Regions from separate parts of the Homo sapiens genome. Here region 1 is linked to region 2. A link is an interaction called in ENCODE POLR2A ChIA-PET data of the cell type or tissue named here. Cell type or tissue: PC-9. All regions are shown on one strand. Links, peaks and the distances in the headings refer to the core of each region. The heading gives the core; the rest is flanking DNA.

Region 1 (7,484 bases), core at 1,179-5,178, 51 kb after region 2:
TCACCGCCCCCCTACCACTGATGAAGCAAATAGTGAAATCTCTTTCCCTATTACTTTTACAGTTTCCTAAAATAAGCTGTTGACTTACTTTAATCATCTGAGGAAAAAGTGGCAAAAATACGTATACACTTAGTACTGATTACAAAATTATCGGCTATGGCCAAGAAAATAATTTATCTAATGATTATTAGTGACTTGCAAACAATTTACTATTTCTAGACTAAAGAAATAAATTAGTGTACAAATTAGTGTAGCAGGTTAAAAACACCTCAGGGATTTCAGACCAAAATTGACCTATATATATTTTTAATTCATCATATATCTGTCCTGTTTCTTCATTTTTCTCAATTTCCACACGCTATAAATTTAGGTCGGCCAATAAAGTACTAACCGTATAAAATTATGTTTAATCCTATAATATCTTAATTCATTTTACTAATATTAAAGATGACAAATTATTACCTGTCCAATACTTATATTAGCTAGCAGGCTCACCAGAATAAAGCAGAGTATTTTAATTCCATCAAGACTTGTTGAGTACAGAATCAGGAAAAAGAGAAATATAATTCCTTTTCCAAACTCCCTTAAACTAAGATCTGCTTTTGATACTTTAAAATATTTCTATTCAAAATAACTCGGCAACAGGCATTTCATGAGATAACAAGTAGCCTTGCTCAGTCTCAAATGCCTATTAGGCATTTGTAACGTTTCAGTGCTCAAACAGTAGTTTTCAGGAGCAAACTTCAGAAACAATACAAGTAATTTTAACCCTGATATCATCATTTCAAGGGATTTTAAAATACAGTACTGACTGGATATATTTTATGGGCATGTAGTGTTGTTAAGTGGTAAAATTTAAAGACATTTAACCTAAATGTTCCATTTTCTCTTAAGAAAAAAAAAGGAAGACGTTTTAATAGGAAAAGAAAAACAAGAAGCAGTAGCAGCTAGGTAATTTAAACTGAGATTAAAAAATAAACATACACAAAAAATACAAAAAGTACAGTCCTATAAGGTACAGTTAGCTTGGCACAGTAAAGACTAAATTTAAGACACGATAGACAAACTGTGTAATAAATAGGGCCACAGTTGTAAACTGTCCTTTTTCCCTCCTAAGATGCCAAAATTGCACTCTAGTTGTGTTGGGAAGCAGCAGAGTTTACAAGAAGAGTAGGTAGGAAACAGCTGTACAGGCCAGGTATAATTTATACATTTTTTTTAAAAGTTATAATTCTACAATCCCAAGGGAGTAGAGGTTATAGTCATTGAATGACTGCTTGATACCATGTCCTCTTCGTACTTCGATTACTTTTTAACACCTAAAAATGGGAGAAAGCATAGAGTAAATATGTTTAGTTTTACAAAATTGGTGTTTGAGATAATCATGAAGAATAAAACAAAATAAAATATGCCAACAGTTTATTATAAACATTTTAGCCAACATCTGTGGCTACTTTCCCCAAAATTAGAAGGATGGCAATATTAAATGATTTGGTTTCCTTTTATATACTACCTAAGTAGAACTGTTTAGAAGCAGTAATGTTTAAAGGGAGGTCAGCCCTCCCTTTGTTTTTATTCTCCCAAATAAAGCTATGGGTAAGCTGATTTATGAATTGTATTTGTTTAAAAAAGAAAAAGACGGCTAATCTTTTAACCAGCAGACAGTGGTCAGTGACCTTCTTAAACCAAGGAACACTAACCAGCAACTACTAGTTATATACATAGAAGCTTTAAAAAAAAAAGGGGGAGAGGAATAGGGATAAACAAGAGGTGTATACAGTAGGAAAAGTAACAGTGAAATAAATAATTCTAGTAGTATTAAACTGCCTACTTACCTATGCATTTAGAAAAGCAACCTATTTAAAGTACTATGCAAGGCAGAAGACTAGTCATGTAAAACTGGGAACTAAAAGTATCAGTATTATAAATGTCATCCTTTCCAAAAATAAACACAGTGACTTGAAATGTTTTTCTTAACATTAAAAAAATTTCTCGCCGGGCACAGTGGCTCACACCTGTAATCTGAGCACTTTGGGAGGCTGAGGGAGGCAGATCACCTGCGGTCAGGAGTTCAATACCAGCCTGGCCAACATGGCAAAACCCCGTCTCTAGTAAAAATACAAAAACCTTAGGCGGGCGTGGTAGTGGGCGCCTGTAATCCCAGCTACTCGGGAGGGTGAGGCAGGGAGAACTGCTTGAACCCGGGAAGCAGAGGTTGCAGTGAGCCGAGATCCTGCCACTGCACTCCAGTGCAAATTATTTAACATTTAAACAATTTATCACTTAAGTGAATCATATACTCCCCAATCATGGTTTAAGATAGATTATAAGAGTTTGAAAACTAAGAACCACTATCTTTGGACCAGCATCAAAACAAACCTGTAAATAATTGTATTTTTACATCATAACTTTCAAGTCTTGAAAACCTAGTTTGGCTGGGTTAGCTCCCTCCCTTATGTGCTAACCTGGTGTCACTTTACTGCTATCAGCAATAGTTAACAAAAGTATGGTCTGTCCTCTCTCTACAATGAGGTAAGTTTAAAGTTGACATATGAATTTTAATGTGAGGACAATATCCAAAAAGGATAAACTTTCTATCTATGCTTTGAAAATCCCCTTGCCCAGCTCCCACTTCCAGAAAGGTAGGAAAAGGCTTGCATCTACTGAATACTGTGTGCTGGGTAACATCTTAACTCATGTAATTTTTTTTTTTTTTTTTTTGAGACGGAGTTTTGCTCTTGTTGCCCAGGCTGGAGTGCAATGCCACGATCTCGGATCACTGCAAACTCCGCCTCCTGGGTTCAAGCGATTCTCCTGCCCCAGCCTCCCGAGTAGCTGGGATTACAGGCATGTGCCACCACGCCCTGCTGATTTTGTATTTTTAGTAGAGGCAGGGTTTCTCCGTGTTGGTCAGGCTGGTCTCGAACTCCTGACCTGAGGTGACCCACCCACCTCAGCCTCCCAAGTGCTGGGATTACAGGTGTGAGCCACTGCTCCCGGCCAACTCATGTAATTCTTAAGAATGACTTCCATTTTACTAATAAAACTGCTATGAGTCCAAAGGGGAAAAACACAGGAGTTATCTCTAATTATCATGAAAACCAGCTATTGTATGTCTACTGATATTAAGTACATATTATCTATGACATAACTTTGTCAAAAATGTTTATGCTGAGTCTAATCAATGCTTTTGCATAGAAATAGAGGGAGAACAAGGTGACTACACATAAAAACAATCAGACACAGGTGTTATACCCTCAAGATAACTGGGCCTACTCAGTAAGTCAATATCACTAAAGAGGGTGCTCATTCAAGATCAGAAGAGATTTAAGGGATAAAACTAAACGCAAACAGCAGTCCTGAATTGTACTCTGGTTTAGACAAACCAGCTGTACAGGATAGTGAAAAAGAAATTGGAAAAATCTGAATATGGAATGGTATTAAATAATATTAAAAATATAATCTTACTGGGTGTGATAATATTGTGGCTATGTAGAAAAATGTTATTTTAGAGATTCATTAAATAGTTAAGCAATAAATCCATAATTTTTATGAAGTACTGTAAAACAAGTCAGAATGAGAAAAAAACTATTAAAAAGTTTATCTGCTCAAGTTCATAAAAGTAGTCAGGATTCCAACTTGGATGGAACTCCATAGTCCCTGTTCTTTTCACTCTACCACTGTTTTAAATCCTACATTGTGTGAACAAAACGTTTAAAATTGCTAGAAATGTGAATCCTTCAGAATATTTCTTAATTCTCTACTCAACTTAGAGCCAGTATTATGCAAAATGTCGAAGTATAAACAAGCAACATTAAAATAAACTAGCTTTAGTATTTGTCAGAAACAGCTGATCATTTCATAATTATCTAGTATTTTTTATTTCCAAAGCACATACACACATCAGGGACTTCCTGAAGAGTTAGTTACAATCAGAGTTGCTGCTATATGACCAATTATTAGGCAACCACTAACCAATCACGTTGTAGAAGAAAGTGTTCCGAATATATTGCTAAGTTTAAAAAGCAGGCTACAAAATACAAAATTAGCCGGTGTGGTGGTGCACGCCTGTAATCCCAGCTACTTGGGAGGCTGAGGCAGGAGAATCGCTTCAACCTGGGAAGCAGAGGTTGCGGTGAGCCAAGATCACCCCACTGCATGTCAGCCTGGGCAACAAGAACGAGGCTCCGTCTCGGAGTGGGGCAGGGGGGTGTGGGGTTTGTGGGGGCAGGGGGCCGGAAAAAAAAGCAGGCTCCGAAGCAGCATATGTAGTAGAATAAGTGGAGTCTATTACAATAGTTATCAACAGTTTAAACTTTTAAATTTAAAAACTAATACAGAAAGCTCCAGAAAGAGAGAGAGAGAGAGAGAGATAGTATATTGTGTAGTATCTCTAGATTTTTTCTAATTTGTGACTGTTTTATGCCCTACAAAGAACAGATATTACTTATATAATTATAAATAAAACTCAGAAATCTGTTAGTAAGCTGGGCTCATAAGCAATTTGGTGCAGTCTTTCTAGAAACCAATGTGTTAATATGTAGCAAGAGCCTTAAAAATGTTCATATTTCCTTGTAATTGCATTTCTGGGAACCTTCTGGAAATAATCTCTAACAGGTTAGGGAATACAAGGAGATGTTTCAGGTCGGGCGCGGTGGCTCACGCCTCTAATTCCAGCACTTTGGGAGGCCGAGGCGGGCAGATCGCCTGAAGTCAGGAGTTTGAGACCAGCCTGACCAACATGGTGAAACCCCTCGTCTCTACTAAAAACACAAAAATTAGCCAGGCATGGTGGCAGGCGCCTGTAATCCCAGTTTGGGAGGCTGAGGCAGGGGTATCGCTTGAACCCAGGAGCCAGAGGTTGCAGTGAGCTGAGATCACGCCATTGCACTCCAGGCTGGGCGACAAGAGTGAGATTCCATCTCAAAAAGAAAAAGAAAAAAAAAAAAAGATGTTTCAAATTTCATATATGAAAATTTTGGTTTTTGAAAATTTCAATTATGGAAAAAATTAATATAATTACATGTCTAGCCAAAAGGAAAGGAATGTTTATAAACCATGGTACATCCATTAGACACAGTATCAAAAGCTATTACAAATGGTCCAATGCTAGATTTCAAAACAATTAAGACCACAAATTTGAATATATAGTATGATCTAAACTACACAAAAAGATCAAACTAAATTACTTTTATAATGCTTAAGTTAAAAAAATCATAACACTAATGTGAGAATTTTTTAAAACCAAAAAACCTATTTAACAACCAATTTTCCACAAACAGATATGAAAAGCCAGATATAAATAACAAACCTGTGGGTATGTATAAACGATTACACTTGTTTGCCTCCTCCACCTCGCACTGCCACTGGCTGGCTGTTCTGAACAAATGCACCTCCTCCACGAATTGCACTTGGGTGAGTTGGAGAAGCTGCTGGATGTTGCCCGGGACGAATAGGTTTAGCTAATATGAAAAATAAAGACAGACTTTAGAATAAAGTTTAAGATGTGACTGCAATGACTGTTAAGGTTTCTTCTCTTATTCACAACAAATTCCCAAATGTTTTGTTTTTCTTTGCCTTTTTGTTTCTCCATCACTTTTTCTTTTCTGTAACATCCTTTTCTCTAGGACCTATACAATTCTTAGCCTTTAAAAATCTTCCTGGCCAGGCGTAGTGGCTCATACCTGTGTAATCCCAGCACTTTGAGAGCCTGAGGTGGGTGGATCATTTGGGTCCAGGAATTCAAGACCAGACTAGGCAATAAGGCAAAACCCTGTCTCTACAGAATATAAAAAAATTAGCTAGGTGTGGTGGCGTGCACCTGTAGTCCCAGCTACTTGGAAGGCTGAGGTGGGAGGATTGCATGACCCTGGGAGGCTGGGGCTGCAGTGAGCCATAATTGCACCACTGCAGTCTAGCATGGGTGACAAGCAAGACCCTGTGTCATAAAAAACAAGCAAACAAACAAACAAAAAAAATGGCTGGGCAGTGGCTCATGCCTGTAATCCCAGCACTTTGGGAGGCCGAGGCAGGTGGATCATCTGAGGTCAGGAGTACGAGACCAGCCTGACCAACAAGGAGAAACCCTGTCTCTACTAAAAATACAAAATTAGCTGGGCATGGTGGCTTGCACCTTCAATCCCAGCTACTAGGGAGGCTGAGGCAGGAGAATCGCTTGAACCCAGGAGGCAGAGGTTGCAGTGAGCCGAGATCACGCCATTGCACTCCAGCCTGTGCAACAAGAGTGAAACTCCATCTCAAAAAACAAGCAAAAAATAAATAAATAAATAAAACACAAAAAAAACACTTCCTGCACCAATTTTTGTTTGTTTGTTTGTTTGTTTTTTGAGATGGAGTCTCGCTCGTCACCCAGGCCGGAGTGCAATGGTGCAATCTTGGCTCATTGCAATCTCGGCTCATTGCAATCTCCACTTCCCAGGTTCCAGCGATTCTCCTGCCTCAGCCTCCCAAGTTGCTGGGTTACAGGCGTTCACCACCATGCCTGGCTAATTTTTTTTATTTAGTAGAGACAGGGTTTCACCATGTTAGGCTGGTCTCGAACTTCTGACCTCAGGTGATCCACCCGCCTCGACCTCCCAAAGTGTTGGGATTACAGGCGTGAGCCGCTGCGCCCAGCCACCAATGATTATTCTTAAACGTTAAATCATTGCTGATGGCTTATTTTCTTGCAATTCTCTTGGCTTTAATAATATTGCTCTATATAGTTTCTCCATTCCATGACCATTCTTGCTTGCTTCTCTAGTTCTCATTTATCTTCTTTTTCTGCTAATGTGATTATTCCTCTTTCCCAACAGTGCCACTCTGCTAAGTTAGAAAATAGAGACAGATGCACCATGACAACACATAAAATTCGGATTACGTTTTCCACTAAATGAAAGCATTCAAATTGAGCAAGGTTTAAAGGTTTTAATGTGTTCTACTAACCAATCTGTGCAGAATGCCCTCTTCTGGCCATATTCTTTGACCTGACTGCTTCCTTTATGCGATCTACTTCTTGCTGATAGCGTTTGCGATCACGAGATGCATTTTCTTTAGCTTCTTTCAGTGCTGATTCCAAAGCTTTCACTCTCTCAGCTGTAGCTCGAAGTCGCTTTTCCAACTTAGGAAGTTCACAGCGGAGATCTGCATTATCACGTACCAACTAAACGTACACAAAGAAAACAAGGATTCCAGATTTAACAGGATGACTTGAAAAAGTATGAGCATTTCATAATTGCTCTTTAGAAAAGTAAAACTGCATTTTATATTGTTTCCCATTTATCTAATTTAGGCAGAAACACGCAAGGAATACATCCATCTATACATAGCGTGCACACATCTAGTTTATTCACAAAGGTATAATTTCCTTTAATTTTTTAGGGGGAGAATTGTTCTTTCCCTCTACTAGGCAAAGACAATACATTACAAGATAGTGCTATGTTTCTTCAGTAAGACAACTAATCTGGTTAAATGAAAACTGCGTC
Region 2 (7,484 bases), core at 1,426-5,425:
TTTAGCTAATGTATTCACACACAGATCTTCTTTGACAAGATTAATCTTTCACAGACCTTCCACAACTTGCTCAAACCTTTAGCTTTATCCTATCTAACTTAAAACAATTTTTTGTATTTTTATTAGAGACGGGGTTTCACCATGTTGGCCAGGCTGGTCTCAAACTCCTGCCTCAGGTGATCCATCCGCCTCAGCCTCTCAAAGTGCTGAGATTACAAGTGTGAGCCACCATACCTGGCCAACATCCTTCTTTTTAAATAACCAGTTATTTTACTTTAGGACAAGAATTTACCACTTGAGATCCTTTCTCAGATAAAATCTCTTCTTTTTAACATTCCTTACCAGAAATACCTTTTCACCTTTATAACTTTTGTATTAGACAAGTAATTTTCCATCTTTTAGGAAACTATGATTTGTACTGCATGTTGCTATGAGTCGTGTGAAGGGGGAGCAAATACAGAGGTTATCTACATACTGTAGAAGTTATTCTTTCTCAAGAGATTGCTCAGTTAGATTTCTTCCTAGGGCGTGTCCAAAGAAGTGTGGGCTATTTCTAAACCCCTGAGGTAGGACTGTCCAGGTTGAAGTTATTGGTTAAAGCTTTAGTTAGCTTTACCAGAAGAAATAGAGCTATTAGAGAAAGATGAATTCAGAGGTCAGGTAAATATTAAGTAAGCACCATCTTGGAAAGTATATTTTTGCCTCAGTGAGGTGTGGGGTGGGAAACATTAGACATTACCAGGGACTGGTGGGAGAATGGTAATTGGTTCTTTAAGTAATATGAAGGGTATGAATCTTTTCTTTTGGAGGGAGGAGGTGCCATTTGTCCCCATTACCCAACAGGATTTGGAGGAGAGTTGCTCAGAGAAGGAGATTAGCACAGAGTAGGCAGCTCTTGAACCCAAAAGGGAAATTTATAATTGTACTTGCCATCTCAAGAGTTGCCCTTGGCTTTGTTCTGTTGATGACTATGTCTGATTTGGAAGCCAGCCAGAGGAAAGAGCCCCTTCAGCTCAAGGCCATCAAGGTTTGCGATCCTGTCCCAAGGCCCTTTGGCCCTCAGGGCAGTCCCATTACACTGGCTGAGCATGTGGCAGAGGGGGCATGCCATGTGCAGCTTTTTCCCATTTGTCCCATTGGGCAGTTTGCCTTCCAGTGGCCTAGCTCCCTGTGATAATGGTAGTAACCTGGAGGGAGCTGGAAGAGCTTGTAAAGCAACCAATAGTTGAGCCTGCCTCTGATCCCTGCATTTCTCCTTTGCCTTAGCCCTCTTCTCCTTATTCTACTCTCAGTTATAAAAGACTGAGAAGGCTAATCTGAGGACCTTCTGCACAAGGTCACTAGTTCCAAGGCTAACTTTTGTAATTTCCTCCCAGTTCATTTTTAGACCCTCCTGCACAGGGTCACTGGTTCGAAGGCTGACTTTTGCAATTTCCTCCCAGTTCCTTTTTAGGCCAAACAGTATTACAAAGGAAAACTAGTTTTTTGTGTCAAGGTTGGTGGGAATCAAACTTTTCCCAGTTTGGGGGATGCATCCAAGGGGTGTGTCTTCTGGTATGGAGATGCAATTACCCGTTTGTGAAGAGAGAACAGAGGAGAAAAAAAGGGAAAGAGGAAAAAGAAGGCTTTTCGTCTACTTTCCTATTATCCTGAATGAGGCATCCCACGTGGTCCTTAGGGTTCCAGAATGAACCGGTCCTACCAAGTAGCCTTGGTTCCATCTTGTCACAATTACCTACTTGAGAAGAGAGGAGATACTAGAGTGAACCGTGGGCCCCCTGTTCATCCTTGGGGTTCTGGAATAACCGATCTTGCCATGTAACCCTAACCTTGCTTTCATCTCTGTTCTAACAGTAATCTGTTAGCCTGGGACCAACCTTCATCTCTGTCCTATGGGGCTCTTGCCCCTGCAGCCTTTGGCTCACCTATGTCCTTGTCTCCATGACCTTACAGTGACTCGCATTTGGAGCATTCTAGCAAAAAATGTGATTTTCTCTTTTCTCAGATTCCCATTTCCCATGTTCTTCCCTCCCGACTCCCTTTTAAATATGACCTTGAAGCACGTTGAGAAGGGTGTAGAAGTAATTAGAGAATGGAAGCTACAGGAGGAAGTGAGAGGAATACTCATGGAAAGCCTTCATATGCTTGCAAAAATAGCAGCCCTAACATTTATTTGCCCTCCTGTTTTGTTTTTTGTTTTGTTTTGTTTTGAGACAGAGTCTTGCTCTGTCGCCCAGACTGGAGTGCAGTGGTGTGATCTTGGCTCACTGCAACCTCCGCCTCCCGGGTTCAAGCAGTTCTTCTGCCTCAGCCTCCCAAATAGCTGGAATTACAGGTGTGCACCACTACACATGGCTAATTTTTGTATTTTTAGTAGAGACAGGGTTTCACCATGTTGGCCAGGCTGGTCCCGAACTCCTGACCTCGTGATCTGCCAGCCTCAGCCTCCCAAAGTGCTGGGATTACAGGTGTGAGCCACCGCGCCTGGCCCCATTTATTTGCCCTCTTGATGTAAAGTAGTAATCTCCGGAGGACTTGGGGCTTGGGGTAAGAACTTGCAAATGGCAAAGGAAGAATATCTTTTCCTCTCAGTGGAGTGCTAACTCAAAAAAGCCAATAGGTGGGATCCTTAAAGCGTCAGAGTGAGGCCCTATGCAGGTGGACAGACTACTTCAAAACCCACTGGAAAACTTGGCCCTGGGACATAACAGGAACAAAAAGCATGTGGTAAGTCAAGGAGCTGGCAGAGCTGGAGTTCCAATTAATGTCTGTCCTGGCCATGTGCCAGCAGACAGGGAAAGGGTTAGAGTCGTGGAAGCTGGTAGGGTAAGAACAAGTATAAATCTCGGGATATCTGCAAGGGAGCTCGTGTCTTTGCTGCCATGCAAACACAGTAAAAGCCACGGGCACACAAATAACAGGGAGTGTGTGTTTAAGAAGTCATGTGGCATGTGAAGTGAAAGCAAAGAGGCAGACTTGCCCCCAAGGCAGATGGTCCAGCAGGTGCACAAGGCCATTTCAAAACACACACACACATAAAAAAAAGAAGAATAGGCAGTGAGGGTTCTTAGTAAATTTTAGCTGAAAAAGAAGAAGAAACCTGACATTGTACAGTTTTAGGCTTTAGCCCTACCACTCTTGTGAGCCCCTTGTCCAGGAAAGCCATTAGTGCCTCAGCGTGAACCTCAAGGTACTTCCCACCCCTGTGAGCCACCAATCAGGGTGAGCTGAGCAATCAGCCCAGGGGAACAGAGTCACATATGGCCAAGAGGAATTGTTCTGGGGTTTGGTTAGTAAGCACGAGAGAAAAAGGAAGAAGAAAATTGTGTACGGAGGTTGAATGCCTCCAGGCAGAGAAGGCAGGGCATAGAGATGTCTTACCACAAGGGAACGTATCTGAGTCATGCAGCATCAAAGTATGTGAGCAGTGGAAGTTATCAGAATCAATTGGCACCAAAATATGTTAGTAGCAGAATGTATCCCAGTCATGGCACCAAATCGTGTTACTGGCGGCAAATCCTTATGGGTCTGCAGCAGCCTCAGTTCTTGCCTCCTCAGAAGAAAGAATTATAATTTTTTTTTTTTTTTTTTTTTTTTAGATAGAGTTTTGCTCTGTCACCCAGGCTGTAGTGCAGTGGCATGATCTTGGCTCCCTGCAACCTCTGCCTCCCAGGTTCAAGCGATTCTCCTGCCTCAGCCTCCCAAGTAGCTGAGATTACAGGCACCCATCACCATGCCTAGCTAATTTTTGTATTTTTAATAGAGACAGGCTTTCACCATGTTGGCCAGGCTGGTCTCAAACTCCTGACCTCGGGTGATCCACCTGCCTTGGCCTCCCAAAGTGCTGGGATTACAGACGTGAACCACCACACCCGGCCAAAAGAAAGGATTTGACTGAGGGGCAGAAGGCAGAAGGAGAGACTGGGGCAAGTTTTAGAGCAGGAGTGAAAGTTTATGAAAAAGCTTTAGAGCAGGAACAAAAGGAAGGAAATACACTTGAAAGAGGGCCAAGCAGGCAACTTGAAAGACAAGTACACAGTTTGACCTTTTGACTTGGGGTTTTATACATTGGTGTACTTTTGGGGTCTTACGTTCCTTTTCCCCTTATTCTTCCCTTGGGGTGGGCTGTCCACATGTGCAGTGGCCTGCAAGCACTTGGGAAATGAGCATGTGCAGTGTGTAGTGGAGTTGTACACATGCTCACTTGAGACATTCTTCCCTTACTAGTGGAATGTCCCTGGAAAGTCATATACCAGTTCATCTCTGATATTTTGCCTCTTAATATGCATGCTTGAGCCCACCCACTGAACTCCTGAGATCTTATTGGGAATCTGCTGATCACCAGTTTCAAGTGTTTCTATCTATTGGGAGACTGCCTTTCCCTGGTGCTCGCTGTGACCAATTACTATTTTAGAGAGACAGTGTGACAACTGCCTCCCAACACCTGATAGTCACCTGACATTCCTATCAGGGGAGTGCCCTCTCCTGCTCTGCTCATGCCTCACTAGCTATGTACTGTAACAGTATGTCAGGGGCCTTTGGTGGGACTCTGAGACTTGCTAGCTTCAGGTAAACCTCAGCACATTCCTAGCTGTGATGGCTATGAGATGAGACTCCTTCTGCTTTAGAGAAGCAGAGGGGAAAGTAAAGAGGACTTTGTCTTGCACCTTAGGTACCAGGTTGGCCGCAGAGGGATAGAGCAACAAGCAGGCTCTTGGAGTCCCTGATTCCAGAACTTGCCTCTTGGACAGCATTTCTGGACCTGCCTGGGGCCAGACGGGAGTTCACTGGTCTGAAGGGTGAGTCCCAGGCCAGGCAGCATTCACCATATGCTGATTGAAGAGCCCTTGAACCATAAGGGAACATCAGCAGTAGTCTGGCAGTACTCCTTGTGGGCCTGTGGTGGCACTGGCCGTGGGGTGAGGCTCCTCTCCTATTGGAAAGGGGAGGGAAGAGTGGGAAGGACTGCATCTTGTGGTTTGAGTGTCAGTTCAGTTGCAATACAGTAGAACACCAGGTAGACTTCTGAGGTTTTTGACTCTACTCCTTAGCTCCTGGATGGCATCTAGACCTGCCTGGGGACTGGGGGAACTTGCCACTCTGAAGGGAGAGACACAGGCCTGGCTGGCTTTCCCACATGCTGATTGTAGAGCCCCAGGCTGTGAGTGAACATAGGCCATAGCCACGGAATGGTTACAGCAGGCCTTAGGAAAGACTCAGTGCTGTGCTGGCTTTAGCTCTAATCCAGCACAGTCATACCTGATGGCCACAGAGGTGCTTGTATTAGTCCACCCCAAGCTTCAGATGGCTCAGAATAGAGAGACACTCTGCTTGTCTGGGAGAAAGTAAAGGGAGAGAACAAGAGTCTCTGCCTGGTAAATCTTATCCAAGAACATCAGGTAGTAACTCTACAAGTCTGCAAGAATCATAGTGTTACTGAACTTATATTGTCCCTAAAGCAGATACAGCTTAGATCACAGCACCCAAGTTCTTTCAATTATCTGGAAAGCCTTCCCAAGAAGCACGGGTACAAACAAGCTCAGACAGTGAAGACTGCAATAAATACCTAATTCTGCAATGCCCAGACACAAACAAACATCTGAAAGTATTAAGACAATCCAGGAAAATAGGCCCTCACCAAGTGAATGAAATAAGACACCAGGGGCCAATCCTGGAGAAACAGATATATGACCTTCCAGACAAAGAATTCAAAATAACTGTTTTGAGGAAACTCAAAGAAATTCAAGGTAACCCAGAGAAGGGATTCAGAATTCTATCAGATTAATTTAACAAAGAGATTGAGATAATTTAAAAGACTCAAGCAGAAATTCTGGAGCTGGGCCACGTGTGGTGGCTCATGCCTATAATCCCAGCACTTTGGGAGGCCAAGGCGGGCAGATCACTTTAGCCCAGGAGTTTGAGACCAGTCTGGGCAACGGGGTGAAACCCTGTCTCTACTAAAAATACAAAAATTAGCCAGGTATGGTGGCGGATGCCTGTAATCCTGGATACTCAGAAGGCTGAGGCGGGAAATTGCTTGAACCTGGTAGGCGGAGTTTGCAGTGAGCCGAGATTGCGCCACTGCACCCCAGCCTGGGCGACAGAGTAAATCCAGGATTTCCTCTCCAAGCAGTGAGTAAATGTCATCTATGTAAGTACTCGTTATTCCTGTTGTTGACTTGATTTACACAGAAAAAAAAATCGTACCTGAAAAATACATTTAAGATGAATTTGTAACTTGAGGAATAATATTGAGAATTTATTAAAGCTTTTAGCCCAATGTCTGTGTTTTTGATCTAGCTATTGTTTTACAATCATATAATCTTATGCACATGGACCCTGGAGCCAGACTGTGGCTCTTATCTAAATTTTACCACTTATTAGCTGAATGTCCTTGAGCAAGTTATGCAACCTCTCTGGCCACAGCTCCTCATCTTTAAAATAGAAATAATAAAATTACCTATCTTATAGGGTTGTTTGAGGATTAAATAATTTGTTTTGAACAGTGCCTGGCAGAGAGTAAATGCTATCTATGTAAGTAATCATTATTCCTGTTGACTTGATTTACATAGAAAAAAAATTGTACCTGAAAAATAAATTTAAAATTGATTTTTAACTTGAGGAAAAATATTGAGAATTTATTAAAGTCACTGTTGTTCTTTTCTCAAGAATTCTTGGGCTGGGCATGATGGTACACACCTATAATCCCAACACTTTGAGAGGCCAAGACAGGCGGATCACTTGAGACTAGGAGTTCAAGATCCCCCTGGGCAACATAGTGAGACCCCGTCTCTGCAAAAAACATTTTTTTTAATTAGCTGTGCATGATAGCATGTGCTTGTAATCCTAGCTACTCAGGAGGCTGAGGTAGGAGGGTCACTTGGGCCCAGGAGTTTGAGGCTGCAGTGAGCTAGGATTGCACCAATGTTGTCCAGCCTGGGTGACAGAGTGAGACCTTGTCTCTAAAAATTAAAATTAAAAATTAGAAACATTTTAAAAAGAATTCTTGTCCAGGCACGGTGGCTCACGCCTGTAATCCCAGCACTTTGGGAGGCCGAGGTGGGCAGATCACGAGGTCAGGAGATCGAGACCATCCTGGCTAACATGATGAAACCCCATCTCTACTAAAAATACAAAAATTAGCCAGGCGTGGTGGCGGGCATCTGTAGCCCCAGCTACTCGGGAGGCTGAGGCAGGAGAATGGCGTGAACCCGGGAGGCGGAGCTTGCAGTGAGCTGAGATCGTGCCACTGCACTCCAGCCTGGGAGACAGAGTGAGACTCCATCTCAAAAAAAAAAAATTCTTTATTTTTCTATTCATAGTTATAGAGAAGAATATTAGCATTAATAAAATAGTGAGACAGCTGTGTCTCCTCAATTATATTTTATATAATCTTATCTTGAAATTTGCTTACTTTGCTTAGTATATTTCAGTGGAATTAATTAGCCAAAAATCATATATGGCAAGGAAGAAGAAGGATGGAT

Evidence for each region. ChIA-PET counts read pairs that join two places held together with the same protein. Peaks named below come from ENCODE experiments on the same cell type or tissue, not always from the same donor. Only the 100,000 strongest peaks of a DNase experiment are listed, where the experiment ranks them.
Region 1: POLR2A ChIA-PET joins it to region 2 with 7 read pairs; 3 of 35 experiments call an interaction of 5 or more read pairs at or near these places.

What each region holds. Positions count from the first base shown.
Region 1 is chr10:32,010,198-32,017,681 of GRCh38, forward strand. KIF5B (kinesin family member 5B) reads right to left here. Exons shown (of 26, transcript NM_004521.3): 24 at 6,946-7,162; 25 at 5,312-5,462; 26 at 1-1,319. The coding sequence ends at 5,332. All of the region lies in intron 2 of LOC107984219 (a long non-coding RNA gene), which reads left to right. Among named protein-coding and RNA genes, the nearest start is that of KIF5B, 42 kb to the right of the region's middle. In PC-9, for the core only: no CTCF peak of the experiment used is centred there; no DNase peak of the experiment used is centred there.
Region 2 is chr10:31,958,592-31,966,075 of GRCh38, forward strand. The region is part of intron 2 of LOC107984219 (a long non-coding RNA gene); the gene reads left to right. Among named protein-coding and RNA genes, the nearest start is that of ARHGAP12, 34 kb to the left of the region's middle. In PC-9, for the core only: no CTCF peak of the experiment used is centred there; DNase peaks (open chromatin) are centred at 3,330, 4,370 and 5,180; H3K4me3 peaks cover 1,691 bases; H3K27ac peaks cover 3,734 bases.